Linked DNA regions of Homo sapiens: region 2 is linked to region 1. The links are chromatin contacts, found by Hi-C or POLR2A ChIA-PET in ENCODE. All regions are on one chromosome and are shown on one strand. The core of a region is the stretch at or near the end of the contact, and the rest is flanking DNA. Distances in the headings are between cores, read along the strand shown.

Region 1 (6,357 bases), core at 1,950-4,449:
ACAGAGTCTCACTCTGTTGCCTAGGCTGCTGGAGTGCAGTGGTGTGATCTCGGCTCATTGCAACCTCCACCTCCCAGGTTCAAGTGATTCTCATGCCTCAGCCTCCCGAGTAGCTGGGATTACAGGTGTGTACCACCACTCCGAGCTATTTTTTTGTTGTTGTTGTTTTTGAGATGGAGTCTCGCTCTGTTACCCAGGCTAGAGTGCAGCAGTGTGATCTTGGCTCACTGCAGCTTCTGCCTCTCGGGTTCAAGGATTCTTGTGCGTCATCCTCCGAGTACCTGGGACTACAGGTACGTGCCACCACGCCCAGCTAATTTTTGTATTTTGTATTTAGTACAGACAGGGTTTCACCATGTTGGCCAGGCTGTTCTTGAACTCCTGACCTCAAGTGATCCGCCCGCCTTGGCCTCCCAAAGTGCTGGGATTACAGGCGTGAGTCACTGCGCCCAGCCTAATTTTTGCATTTTTAGTAGAGATGGGGCCAGGCTGGTCTTGAACTCCTGGCCTCAAGTGATCCTCCCACCCTGGCCTCCCGAAGTGCTGGCCTTTTCATAGGTGTTCAGTTTGAGGGTATATGTAACCATATCTGTTGAGGTGGACTGCTTAAAAACCACAATTCATTTATTTAATTGGGAATTGTTTCTCTCCCCTCCTTTTTTGATAACAGTCAAACCTCTAAATTTATTTTCTTTTATCTTTCTTTCTTCTTCCAACTGAGCTACGGCACTCAGCCTCAGTTGTATCTTAAATAATAAAAATTATTTACAACAGAGGCTATTTTTTTTTGAGTGCCAGGATTAATGTTACCCGCCAGGGAAAAGAGAACATTCTAGGTAGTAGGAGAAACAGTAGAACTATCAAAGACAGTATGTTCTAGGAGGAAGTTTGGTGTGGGTAATGGGGAGGAGGAGGGACATTAGTGGCCAGAGAGCAAAGGCTTGTGAGACTGGGTGGGATCAGATTATGAAAGGCTTCAGGGCCAGGGAGATGGGAGAATTATGTGATCCCAGGAGGTTGAGGCTGCAGTGAGCTGTGATCATGCCACTGCACTCTAGCCTGGGCAACAGAGTGAGACCTTATCTCAAAAAAAAAAAAAAAAAAAAAAAAAGACTTTAGATATACCATTGATTCTGTCTCTGTTATGTCTTTGTTCTCTTTTCCTTGCCTGGAAAGACTTTCTCCACTCTTTGCTGATCTAACTTATTTTTAAAGGTCCAGCTTTAGAGCATCTCTTACGTAAAGCCTTCCTCTCTTTTCCCCAGAGCTTGCTGATTTTTTACTGTGAATGATTGCACAAAGAGGCTGTATTATGCCTCATAATAAGGACTTCCATTTCTTGAACTGTTTTTGTTTTGTCTTATCTGTCCAGTTAGTTTCTCAACTCCTTAAGGGAAGAGAATGAATCCTCTTCAGCACCTGGTATTAGTGCTCATCACATTGTGAGGACTCAAGAAGTAAATGATGAATGTAGAACACTTATACATACAAACCATTATGATAACCCACCTACGGTGGTAGAGATTGCCTATGTTTATTTAAAAGGCATTTCTCGGCCGGGCGCGGTGGCTCACACCTGTAATCCCAGCACTTTGGGAGGCTGAGGCAGGTGGATCACGAGGTCAGGAGATCGAGACCATCCTGGCCAACATGGTGAAACCCCGTCTCCACTAAAATACAAAAAAAAATAGCCCGACGTAATGGTGCACACCTGTAGTCCCAGCCTACTTGGGAGTCTGAGGCAGGGGAATTGCTTCAACCTGGGAGTCGGAGGTTGCAGTGAGCTGAGATTGCGCCATTGCATTCCAGCCCGGCGACAGAGCGAGACTCCTTGTCCAAAAAAAAAAAAAAAAAAAAAGGCATTTATCAACACCAATAAGAGCAGTTTTCAGAGGTATAGGACAATTGTCATTTGGATATAAGGATATAAAATGAGTTAATAAAAACACTTGTCTCATAGAGTTGTTGTGAGAATTAGTTTTAATATTTAAGTACTTGCAACAGTATCTAGCATATAGGAAGTGCCCAATCAGTGTTACCTATTATTTAACTCCACTTACATGGGCCTTTTTTTTTTTTTTTTTTTTAACCAGTGACAGAACTCTTAACACTGTTGTGTGCATGGAGAGGATTGAAAGGAGATAAGAAACAGCTTCTTACCTTTGAAACCAAACGCCTTTTAGGAATGGGAAGAACTGTTTATATTGCATGAACTTTTATTTTTCTGTTTGTGTTGTAGTGATCGGAGGGTATGGTTGGCATGGAATTGAATTTCATCTGTCTGTGGGAATTGTAAGCAAGGTAGGTCCCAGATTTATTTACTCTTCCCTCCCTCCTTTCCTAATGTGGTCGTTAGTATCTTCAATTGTACTGACCTAGAATAGATCAGATTTGACTATTGTTTGGGGAAACATTATCTTTTTCAGTCTCACTCATCGTGCCTCCTGATGGTCTGTCCTGTGGTTTAATGTTGTGGACTACATCTAGTATCTCATTAGAATGTAGAGAATGCTAAGAAACAACATAACCAATGTAAAATTTTGGTGGTCCTAGAACAGAACCATGAATTTACACATGTACCCACCCACACATACCCCTACCTCTTTAATCCAGTCCTTGAGGGCAGAAGTTTTTGTGTTGGAGCCATTATGTAAACCAATTTAGGGTGGTGGGTAATGGTAGGCTAGCTTATTCTGATCACTCTAAAAATCAGTAGCCTGTGTGAATGGTAGACTAAATGCAACAAAGGACCTGACTAGACAGTAGCCAGGCCATTACTGGCAACTGTAAATTTTGTTACTGATGACAGGATCTGTCCATCTGTAACCACTAGAGTTTGATTTGACACAACATGCTTTGTTCCTATCTTAAGCTCCTGGGCCTGAACAAAAGTACACCAGATAGAGCTTTGGCTTATGTATCTGTCTTATGTCAGGTGCCTGCAAAAAGAGCTATAGATGGCAGTTCACGCAGCTCTGCAAAACTATTTCTGTCAGAATATTTCCTGTCAAGGTAAAGGCTACTGCTAGTTCATGTAGTTCTAGTTTTCTACCACCATAAGTATGTTGAGATTCCCGTTGCTTATTGGTACAGGAGACCTGGCTCAGTTGCAGAGTAAACTTGACAGTCAAAACGGAACTCCCCAACCAGGAATCCTGTAAACTTGTGTGTGGGGTTCTATGGGTTGATGTCAGTCTGGACTCTTGCTGCATCTACACTTAGCACAGGTTCTTGAGACTGGCTTTCTCTCAGTCACAAAGAAGAGATTAGTACATTGCTACAGGGAAAAACAGTGTAGCCACTTCCTATAGCAGAAGGAACATGGCCTTGGAATTGACGCTGCTGTCTAGGAAGGAGGAGGAGACGGTAGATTAAAGTTAAACTTCTGTAAATGAATCCTTTGTCATCATCTAGTGGTCTGAATTTTCTGGGTGTGATCTGTGTGGTCAGTAAATTATCTTTTTTCTATTGTTCTACTTTTATATTGGGGTAATAAACTATTCCATGGAAATACTGTGTGATAAAATTAATGGAAAGTAAAGAAAGGTACCAACTTTTATTGAATTCCTGCTGGAGTTAGGCATTGTACTGTAAATTTTCATGTATGTTCTTTTACTGAAATATATCAAGTTCATTGATATTACAGCTTTTCAAGTCTAGGTGAATAATATTGTGACTCAGTGTCTTGAACTATTTATAATAGCCATTTAGAGGAAATAGAATTTTGTAGTGTTTTATGTTACTTCATTTGTTTTCTGGAGAAGGAAAGAATAATTATATGAGTTAATTTTTTTCTTTTTTTGGGGGCTTGCTACTGATTAGCCAAAGGCAGGGTGGAGACTGGCGGGTTTGAAATTAGAGACACCTGTGCTGTTTTGGGAAGTTGAGGCTCTTGACCTAGGATTTGCTGAAGTTGGTGCAGGAGAGGTCAGTGTAGGTTAATATTTTCAGAGCTCAAAGCAAGTGTGGATTGGGGTTGTTTATAGGTGCAGTTTTGCTTGATCTCTGTATCTGCAAATGGAGTAAAAAAGTACAGTACTGCTGTTTTGGGAAACTTCTGCAAAAGTCCCTGAGCCAATGCAAATTAATTTTCTTCAAAAATACCAAGAAAATTCCCCATTTGGCTGTTTCACCTGGTTGAGGGAATTGACTCTTGTCATTATGCTTGTAAAGAAATTACCAGGCTGGGTGTGGTAGTTCATGCCTGTAATTCCAGCACTTTGGGCGGCTGAGGTGGATGAATTGCTTGAATCCAGGAGTTTGAAACCAGCCTGGGCAACATGGTGAAATCCTGTCTCTACAAAAAACACCAAAAAAAATTAGCCAGGCATGGTGACATGTGCCTGTAGTCCCATTTGCTAGAGAGGCTGAGGTGGGAGGATTGCTTGAGCCTGGGAGGTAGAGGCTGTAGTGAGGTGTGATTGCATCACTGCATTCCAGCCTGGGTGACAGAGTGAGACCCTGTCTCCAAAAAAAAAAAAAGAAAAAAAAAATGTCCACAGATTTTTTTTTTTTTTTAAGTTAAGAGACAGGGTCTTGATTTATTACCCAGGCTGGAGTGCAGTGTGGAACATTTACAGTTCACTGTAGCCTTGACCTCCTGGGTTCGAGTGATCCTTCTGCCTCAGCCTCCGGAGTAGCTAGGACTGCAGGTGTGTGCCACCACGCCTGGCTAATTAAAAAAAATAATTTTTTTTTTTTTTTTTTTGTAGAGACTGAGGTCTCACTGTGTTGTCCGGGTTGGTCTTGAACTCCTGGCCTCAAGTAATTCTCCTACCCCGGCCTCCCAAAGTGTTGGGATTTACAGGCATGAGCCACCATGCCTGGCCCACACATTCTTTTAAAACAATTATAAATTTGATTTTCTGTTTTTAAATTTTCTCTTGAAATTCTTCTCTCATGGGAGATACCATCTCTATGTCTTTCAGTCATGCAGTAATTGGGGGTCAGAATAAATTGTTCAGCTCTTTCCTAGGTGATATGCAATTAAACTGAAGTCTTCCTTCTCCTTTGGACTTGTGCATATATCTATGAAAGAAGAAAATCTGGTTAAGAGCAGCAGAATTACCTGGAGATACTATACTGTCCTTTCAAGGGCTGAAATGGACACATTAACATTTCTTAATCTATGCATTTTTCCATTTTTATTTTTCTGTCTATTGAATGAATTACTGTACTTTTCCTCTTGGCCACTTCCTTTTTATGGTTTAGTGAGATAAACTTAATATAATTTTTCCTTCTTTGTTGAACAAATGTTAGTTCTTTAAAAATAACTTTGAGGTATAATTTATATACTACAGAATTTACCTGTTTGAAGTGTACAGTTTATTTTTAGTAATTTTGTGGAGATGTGCAACCATTACCCCACTCCAGTATTACATTTCCAATACCCCAGAAAGATCCCTTGTAAACACCATTTTTAAACTTCCTTTGAAGTAAGGCGCACATTTTATTAAGTTCTGCATCGGATTTAATCTTCCACTCATGAAGTTTTCCACCACTCTGCGTATTGCACGTCTTCTTTCCTCCTCTTCTTTATATATTAGTTTCTTATTACTGGTCAAACATACCACTCTTTTGTTATTTTTATTACATTTTCTCAACACTTTTTAAAAAGTGTAACCTTGAAAAGAAGGGATTTAGCTTTTATTCAAAGTTATTTTTTTCTTTGAAAGTTGTTATCTTTTTTTTTTTTTTTGAGACGGAGTCTCGCTCTTTTGCCCAGGCCGGAGTGGAAAGTTGTTATTTTATAATGCCTCAGGCCTCTCAGTAAGAGCTCGTTATTATTTCTGGGTTTTCTGTTCACTTCATTTGCTATTTATTTATTTATTTATTTATTTTGAGACGGAGTCTCGCTCTGTCGCCAGGCTGGAGTGCAGTGGCGCGATCTCAGCTCACTGCAGCCTCCACCTCCCAGGTTCAAGCAATTCTCCTGCCTCAGCCTCCTGAGTAGCTGGGACTACAGGCGCGTGCCACCACGCCCGGCTAATTTTTTGTATTTTTTTGGTAGAGACGGGGTTTCACCATGTTGGCCAGGATGGTCTTGATTTCTTGACTTTGTGATCTGCCTGCCTTGGCCTCCTAAAGTGGTGGGGTTACAGCTGTGAGCCACCGTGCCCAGCTGCTATTTATTTATTTTTAAAGGGAATAATTTATTGGTTATTTCTTGTGTGTGTATACAGACTAGGTATTAGCTGATTTGGAGAATTCTGCTCTGTGCATAAGTATTCAGATACTCAGTAAAAGATGTGAATATTGTCATACACTTGAGCTTTTCCTTTTTTTTTTTTTTTTCTTTTTTTGAGACAGAGTCTTGTTCTGTTACACAGGCTGGAGTGCAATGGTGTGATCTTGGCT
Region 2 (6,471 bases), core at 2,544-5,043, 1.0 Mb before region 1:
TTAGTAGACACAGGGTTTCACCGTGTTTGCCAGGATGGTCTCGATGTCCTGACCTCGTGAGCCACCCGCCTCGGCCTCTCAAAGTGCTGGGATTACAGGTGTGAGCCACCGCGCCCGGCCTTATTTTTTATTTTATTATTATTTTTTTGAGACAGAGTCTCACTCTGTCGCCCAGGCTGGAGTGCAGTGATGCAATCTCAGCTCACTGCAAGCTCTGCCTCCCGGGTTCACGCCATTCTCCTGCCTCAGCCTCCAGAGTAGCTGGGACTACAGGCGCCTGCCACCACGCCTGGCTAATTTTTTGTATTTTTTTAGTAGAGACGGGGTTTCACCATGTTAGTCAGGATGGTCTCTATCTCCCGACCTTGTGATCCACCTGCCTCGGCCTCCCAAAGTACTGGGATTATAGAGGTGAGCCACCGCGCCCGGCCCCTATTTTATTTTTTTTGAGATAGAGTTTCACTCTGTTGCCCAGACTGGAGTGCAGTGTTGCAATCTCAGCTCACTGTAGCCTCTGCCTCCCCGGTTCAAGCAATTCTCGTGCCTCAGCCTCCCAAGCAGCTGAGACTACAAGTGCATGCCACCACAGACTCAGCTAACTTTTGTATTTTTTAGTAGAGATGGGGTTTTGCCATGTTGGCCAGGGTGGTCTCGAACTCCTGACCTCAAGTGATCTGCCCGCCTCAGCCTCCCAAAGTGTTGGGATTACAGGCGTGAGCCACCACACCCAGACAAATTACAGTATATTTATTGAGATTACAAGTGTGAGCCACCACACCCGGCCAAATTATGGTATATTTAAAATGAGCTATAGGCCACGCACAGTGGCTCACACCTGTAATTCCAGCACTTTGGGAGGCCGAGGTGGGTGAATCACCTAAGGCCAGGAGTTCAAGACCAGCCTGGCCAACATGGTGAAACACTGCCTCTACTAAAAATACAAAAATTAGCCGAGTGTGGTGGCGCACACGCCTGTCATCCCAGCTGCTTGGGAGGCTGAGATGGGAGAATAGCCTGAACTGGGGTGGCGGAGGTTGCAGTGAACCGAGATTGAGTCAGTGCACTCCAGCCTGGGCGACAGAGCAAGACTCTGTCTCAATAAATAAATAAATGTATATGCACTATCGTTACAATACAAGAAATCAGATAGGCCAGGCGCAGTGGCTCACACTTGTAATCCCAGCACTTTGGGATGCTGAGTAGGGCGGATCACAAGGTCAGGAGATCAAGACCATCCTGGCTAACACAGTGAAACCCCGTCTCTACTAAAAATACAAAAAACTGGCCGGGCGTGGTGGTGGGCGCCTATGGTCCCAGCTACTCGGGAGGCTGAGGCAGGAGAATGGCATGAACCCGGGAGGCGGAGCTTGCAGTGAGCCAAGATCGCGCCACTGCACTCCAGCCTGGGCGACAGAGCAAGACTGTCTCCAAAAAAAAAGAAAAAGAAATCAGATACAGTCTGGGCATGGAGGCTCATGACTATAAACCTAGAACTTTGGGAGGCCAAGGCTTGGGGGTATCGCTTGAGGCCAAGAGTTTGAGACCAGCCTGATCAACATAGCAAGATCCTGTCTCTACAAAAAATTAAGAAATTATTGGGAGTTGGCGGCACTTGTAGTCCCAGCTACTGAGGTAGCTGAAGCAGGAGGATCACTTGAGCCCGGGAGTTTGAGGTTACAGTGAGCTACGATGATCTCACCACTGCACTCCAGCCTGTCTCTATTAAAAAATTAAAAAATATATATATTTCATTAGGAAATAAATATTGAAAGATACTTGAAAGAAAAATACAAAAATGTCAAAATGCTGGTAGTGGTTGTGTTAGAGTGGTAGATTATAGCAAATTTTTTTCTTTTTTGTATTTCCTATGTTTCTCACTTTTTTTTTTTTCCTGAGAGAGTCTCATTCTGTCACCCAGGCTGGAATGCAGTGGCGCCATCTCGGCTCACTGCAAGCTCCACCTCCCAGGTTCGCACCATTCTCCTGCCTCAGCCTCCCGAGCAGCTGGGACTACAGGCGACCGCCACCACGCCCGGCTAATTTTTTGTATTTTTTTTTTAGTACAGACGGGGTTTCACCGTGTTAACCAGGATGGTCTTGATCTCCTGACATCGTGATCCGCCCGCCTCGGCCTCCCAAAGTGCTGGGATTACAGGCTTGAGACACCGCGCCTGGCCGTTTCTCATTTTTAATAAAAATATTCAAAATTTTTCTGCTCAGGAGTTAAATTAACCAGTATGAAGATTACATGTACCCCTATTTCTCTTCCTTTGTTTTATGTGTTACTGTGTTGCCTGCACATACACTCCCAAACGTGGAGGCTATAGTGAGGGAATCAATCACTTTCCTGTAACTGTGTTGCTTGCGTTTATTCTTTGGTTGGTGTAGTTATTGCAGGGTGGGGGCATTTTTACACTGAGGTCCTGGAATGGTAACACTACTTTCCTGGATGAGAAGGGTCTCACCTGAACCACTTAAGATGACAAAAAATACCTATGGTCATGGCCATTTATCAGGGACCAAAAGATGTCAAACTACCAGTGTCCAAAAAAAACTTAGGGCACACTAGAGTAAGATCTGCATATAAGAGCCTAGGGTAGCTCTGCGAAGTTCAAAGGAAGAAAAGAATTTCAGAATTATCTGGGAGGAGAAGGGCAGGCCATCAAACAGCAAAGTCCATCCAGCAGAGATAGGCAGGGAAGGTCTTTCTTCCACACACCGAATGGCACTACATGCTGAAGTCACTTACCACTTGCTTCAAGGTTCTCTTCTTGTTCTTCCTCTGCTTCTTCATCGCCCTCGGTTTTGTAATATGACTCCCACCCTGACATGTTGGCTACTGCTCACTAGGCGAAAGACGTTAACGTCAGTAACAGGCAAATTTAAATCGAAAAAATACCGACCTCTAGGTTCTTGTGAGATCTGTTCTAAAAGCTTGGTTAGTAGTGAGGAATGTGGACGGTAAATCCTGCTGCCTCGAAAGCTCGGCAGTCGGACTGCATGTAAATGCGCATGGGGGCCATCCCAGTAGCTGCCTCATCTCAGCTATCCCTCACGTTTCAGGGCCGGCGGCGGCCCGCGGAAGCCAGATCCCGGAGGTCCCGCCCCCGACGCCATTTAGACGGTGAGGGATTCCCGCTCCAGGATTCTATGCTGACTAACGGACCCCCTCGTCCTCAATACCGCCCAAAAACCTCCCCAAATTCCTCAATCACGCCCAATGAGATCTCAAACGCAGACAGGCCTCAAGCGCAGGCGGGCCGCAAGCGCAGGCGGGCCTCAAACGCAGGCGGGCCTCAAACGCGAGGTGCCGCCTCCTTCCCGAGGAAGGAGCGTGGTCTCGAGTCTGTCGCTGCTCCTCGGATTCGCACACTTAAGGCTAACGCTAACCCTCTAGCAAGGCTATGGGGGCGCGCGAGACCGACCGAGCGAAGCGGGACGAGGCCAGGCCTAGCTGGCGAACAACACAAATGGATAACGGCCCGCTTACCTTTGGCGCAGGGAAGCGACCAACTTGGACAGAAGACGACAATCCACGCATGCGCGGGCCCTGTACTCGGTCCCAATCAACGCCCTCTACGTCATCACGCATGTGCGCACTATATCGCGTCAGGCTGGCACGCACACTCCCCAACCAGCTTCTACCTATGTCCCTGACGAAAGCCAACCCATCAGCGAGAGCCCCGCCCCCTTCGGCAAAGCCCCGCCCCTTCCTACGTCAGGACTGTAAGCACATGCGCAAAAGTGCATCCCTGCCCCCGCCCCCTCTTCCGTGTGGGCCCTCCCTGTCCCCTCTCTGTCACCTCACAGTAGTCGTTGCCGGTAGCGGGTGTGGGGGCGCGAGCAGCGCAGGGCGGCCTCTCCCCCACCCCTCAGCCCGGGCCCGGGCTCGGTCCCCCCCTCTCCCTCCGCTTCGCACTCCCGTCGGGTACGGGAAGGTCCAAGCCGCTGCCGGGTGCCCGAGGGCCGTCGTGGCCGCCGTCGCCACGGGTCCCAATGGAGCCGCCGAATCTCTATCCGGTGAAGCTCTACGTGTACGACCTGTCCAAAGGCCTGGCCCGGCGGCTCAGCCCCATCATGCTGGGTGAGGGGGAAGGGGCCAGGTGGGCAGGAGGGCGGGAGCCAGGCCAGAGGGTGGCGGCTGGCCGAGGTGGGGAGACTTGGGCCACGACTCACGGGGAGACACATGGCCAGGAGGATGGAAGAAAAGCCGAGTGGAGAAGAGAGTGGTCTGAAGTTTGGGCCATCTGAGCCCCGCTTTAGCCTCGCAGATACCATCCTCACGTTTGAATTCAAGGGGAAGGGATGGAGGAGTCATGCCTCCACCTTGCAGGGGGCTTGGGCAGAAACCGAGCCCTCGAGAGCCCCTTCGACGAGGGTGTGGGGTAAACCAGCGCTGGATCCCGGCGGGTTCTCTGCCTCGCTCGGGTAGCCCAGTGCACTCCTGCCTCCTTGGCGCGGTGTAGGAAAGGTGAGGATGCCTGCCGCGCGGTGCCCCTCGTGGTGACAGAGACACTGCGGAGGTCGGGTGGCTCTCGGAGAACCTTGTCTCAGTGCCAAAAGGAAGCTCCCTTTGCAGTCCCAGGGATAGGTGGGATGGGGGAGATAGAGCTGCCTAGGGACCCAGCCATCGCCCCCAGGTAGGTCAAGTCAGGATAAGAGGAGCCCCGAACTCCAGAATTCACCAAGCAGTCTTCTCCCCACAGTTTCTAAGTTAATTGCTTTTGCTCAAATGGCAAGAAAGCAGTTTTGGGGGAAGTTTGGATGAGGCTGTGTGAATAAGGATTAGTAAAGAAAGTATTTCGGTTGTGCTCCATTAAACTACTTAACTGGCAGGAGAAAAACCAGCCCTCATTCAGTGACGATCACACCTTATTTCAACTTAAATACAGGAATGTCTTGTGTAACACAGGAATTGTCAGGTTTGTAATTTCGGGTAACAATGAGCAGGAAAGAATTCCAATTATTGAAAATTGAAGCTTTGACAGCATCCATTTGAATGGCTAGTTTTTCCTGGCTTCTGTGGAGACACTGGCGAATGATTTAGTTCATCTCTGTGAGACGAGGGGGCAGAGATCAAGTAAGGGAGGCTACTTTTGAGGGCATCCTTCAATGTCCTTGAGTTTCTAATATGTCGTAGTGAATTGAACTTAATCTCACAACCGTGGGTCCATGAGTTGTTTCTATATTTGGCTTCACATCAAAATCATCTAGGGTGCTTGTTAAAAATGCAGATACCCTCATTTCCAACATATATTGTAAATGAGATTAGAAAAAACAAGGTTAGAATAGCTCTTTAAATATGCAAATCAAAGGATATATATGTGCTTGCTTAGGCAAATAATTATCCGTAAGGATACACAAGAAATTGATAACAGCAGTAGCTTATGGAAAGGGGAACTTGATGCCAGGGGAACAGGGGTAGAAGAGAAACTTTGCTGTAAACTGTTTCTTACCTCTGGACCTGTGTATTACATACACATAATATCTATTTAAAATGAGAAAATTTTAATTATATGGATTCTAAGGCTTCACAAATACTAAATCAGAATCTCCTGGAGTTTTGGTCCAAAAATCTGTATTTTTAATGAGCTTATCAGCTAATTCTTATGTAGCCAACCCATTATTTGACAGGGATTTGGGCCTAGATAACCAGTTGTTAAAATGATTGAGGCACATCTGAAAGCAAAACTTACAAAGTCACTGAGGAAGCTGTTACTCATTAATAGATTACATCAGTCAAGTGTTTTTTTTTTGTTGGTTTTTTTTTTTGAGACGGAGTCTCGCTCTGTCACCCATGCTGGAGTGCAGTGGCACGATCTAGGCTCACTGCAAGCTCCGCCTCCCGGGTTCACGCCATTCTCCTGCCTCAGCCTCCCGAGTAGCTGGGACTACAGGCGCCCGCCACCACAGCCGGCTAATTTTTTGTATTTTTAGTATAGACGGGGTTTCACTGTGTTAGCCAGGATGGTCTCGATCTCCTCACCTTGTGATCCGCCTGCCTTGGCCTCCCAACGTGCTGGGATTACAGGCGTCAGCCACCATGCCCAGCCCACATCAGTCAAGTTTTAACTAAACTTCTTGGAATGGAGCCATTTAGTTGTTTGTTTTTTTATCATAGTGAGGAATCAGATATTTCCTATACCCCACGTAAAACCTCCCCCTTTACACTGGGTATTTTTTATCCTATTACCTAATAATTATTGGGCAGCTGAAAGGAGCCTTAGGAGTCATTATTTCATTCATTCAGCAGATGTTTATTGAGCGTCTGCTCTATGCTAGTCAACGTGTTAAGGTAAATGAGGTTGATATAATGAACAAAGATGTTCTTTGCCATCATGGAGCTATCTAATGGGGGAGACATTAAAAATAAATACATAAATAATTAGTTACAAATTGCATAAGTGCCTTCTGCACAGGAAGCACACTGGGTGCTGTGATAGAAAATAACAAGAGAGACCTTTTTTTTTT

The links. Hi-C counts contacts between places; a loop is a spot of excess contacts on that map. ChIA-PET counts read pairs that join two places held with the same protein, here RNA polymerase II (POLR2A). Pooled maps may share reads with other maps.
Region 2: a loop to region 1 is called in a pooled map, with 3 times the contacts of the local background. The contact joins the promoter of DESI1 here to the enhancer-like site in region 1. A Hi-C loop is called at or near these places in 2 of 50 pooled maps. POLR2A ChIA-PET finds 5 or more read pairs at or near these places in 2 of 52 experiments (GM10248 and MCF 10A).

The regions. Positions count from the first base shown.
Region 1 is chr22:40,590,618-40,596,974 of GRCh38, reverse strand. It overlaps MRTFA (myocardin related transcription factor A), which reads left to right. Exons shown (of 15, transcript NM_020831.6): 2 at 2,240-2,301. Among named protein-coding and RNA genes, the nearest start is that of MRTFA, 43 kb to the left of the region's middle. RefSeq lists enhancers at 2,401-2,610, 3,191-3,390 and a silencer at 3,236-3,530. Within about 2 kb of position 3,199, at least 4 of the 41 ENCODE cell types and tissues checked have a DNase peak (open chromatin) inside an H3K27ac peak, as active enhancers do.
Region 2 is chr22:41,618,365-41,624,835 of GRCh38, reverse strand. It overlaps DESI1 (desumoylating isopeptidase 1), which reads left to right and starts at 3,793. Exons shown (of 6, transcript NM_015704.3): 1 at 3,793-4,084. The coding sequence starts at 3,997. XRCC6 (X-ray repair cross complementing 6) reads right to left here and starts at 3,541. Exons shown (of 13, transcript NM_001469.5): 1 at 3,491-3,541; 2 at 2,750-2,846. The coding sequence starts at 2,831. RefSeq lists a silencer at 3,773-4,042 and enhancers at 3,774-4,375, 5,648-5,707, 5,718-5,787.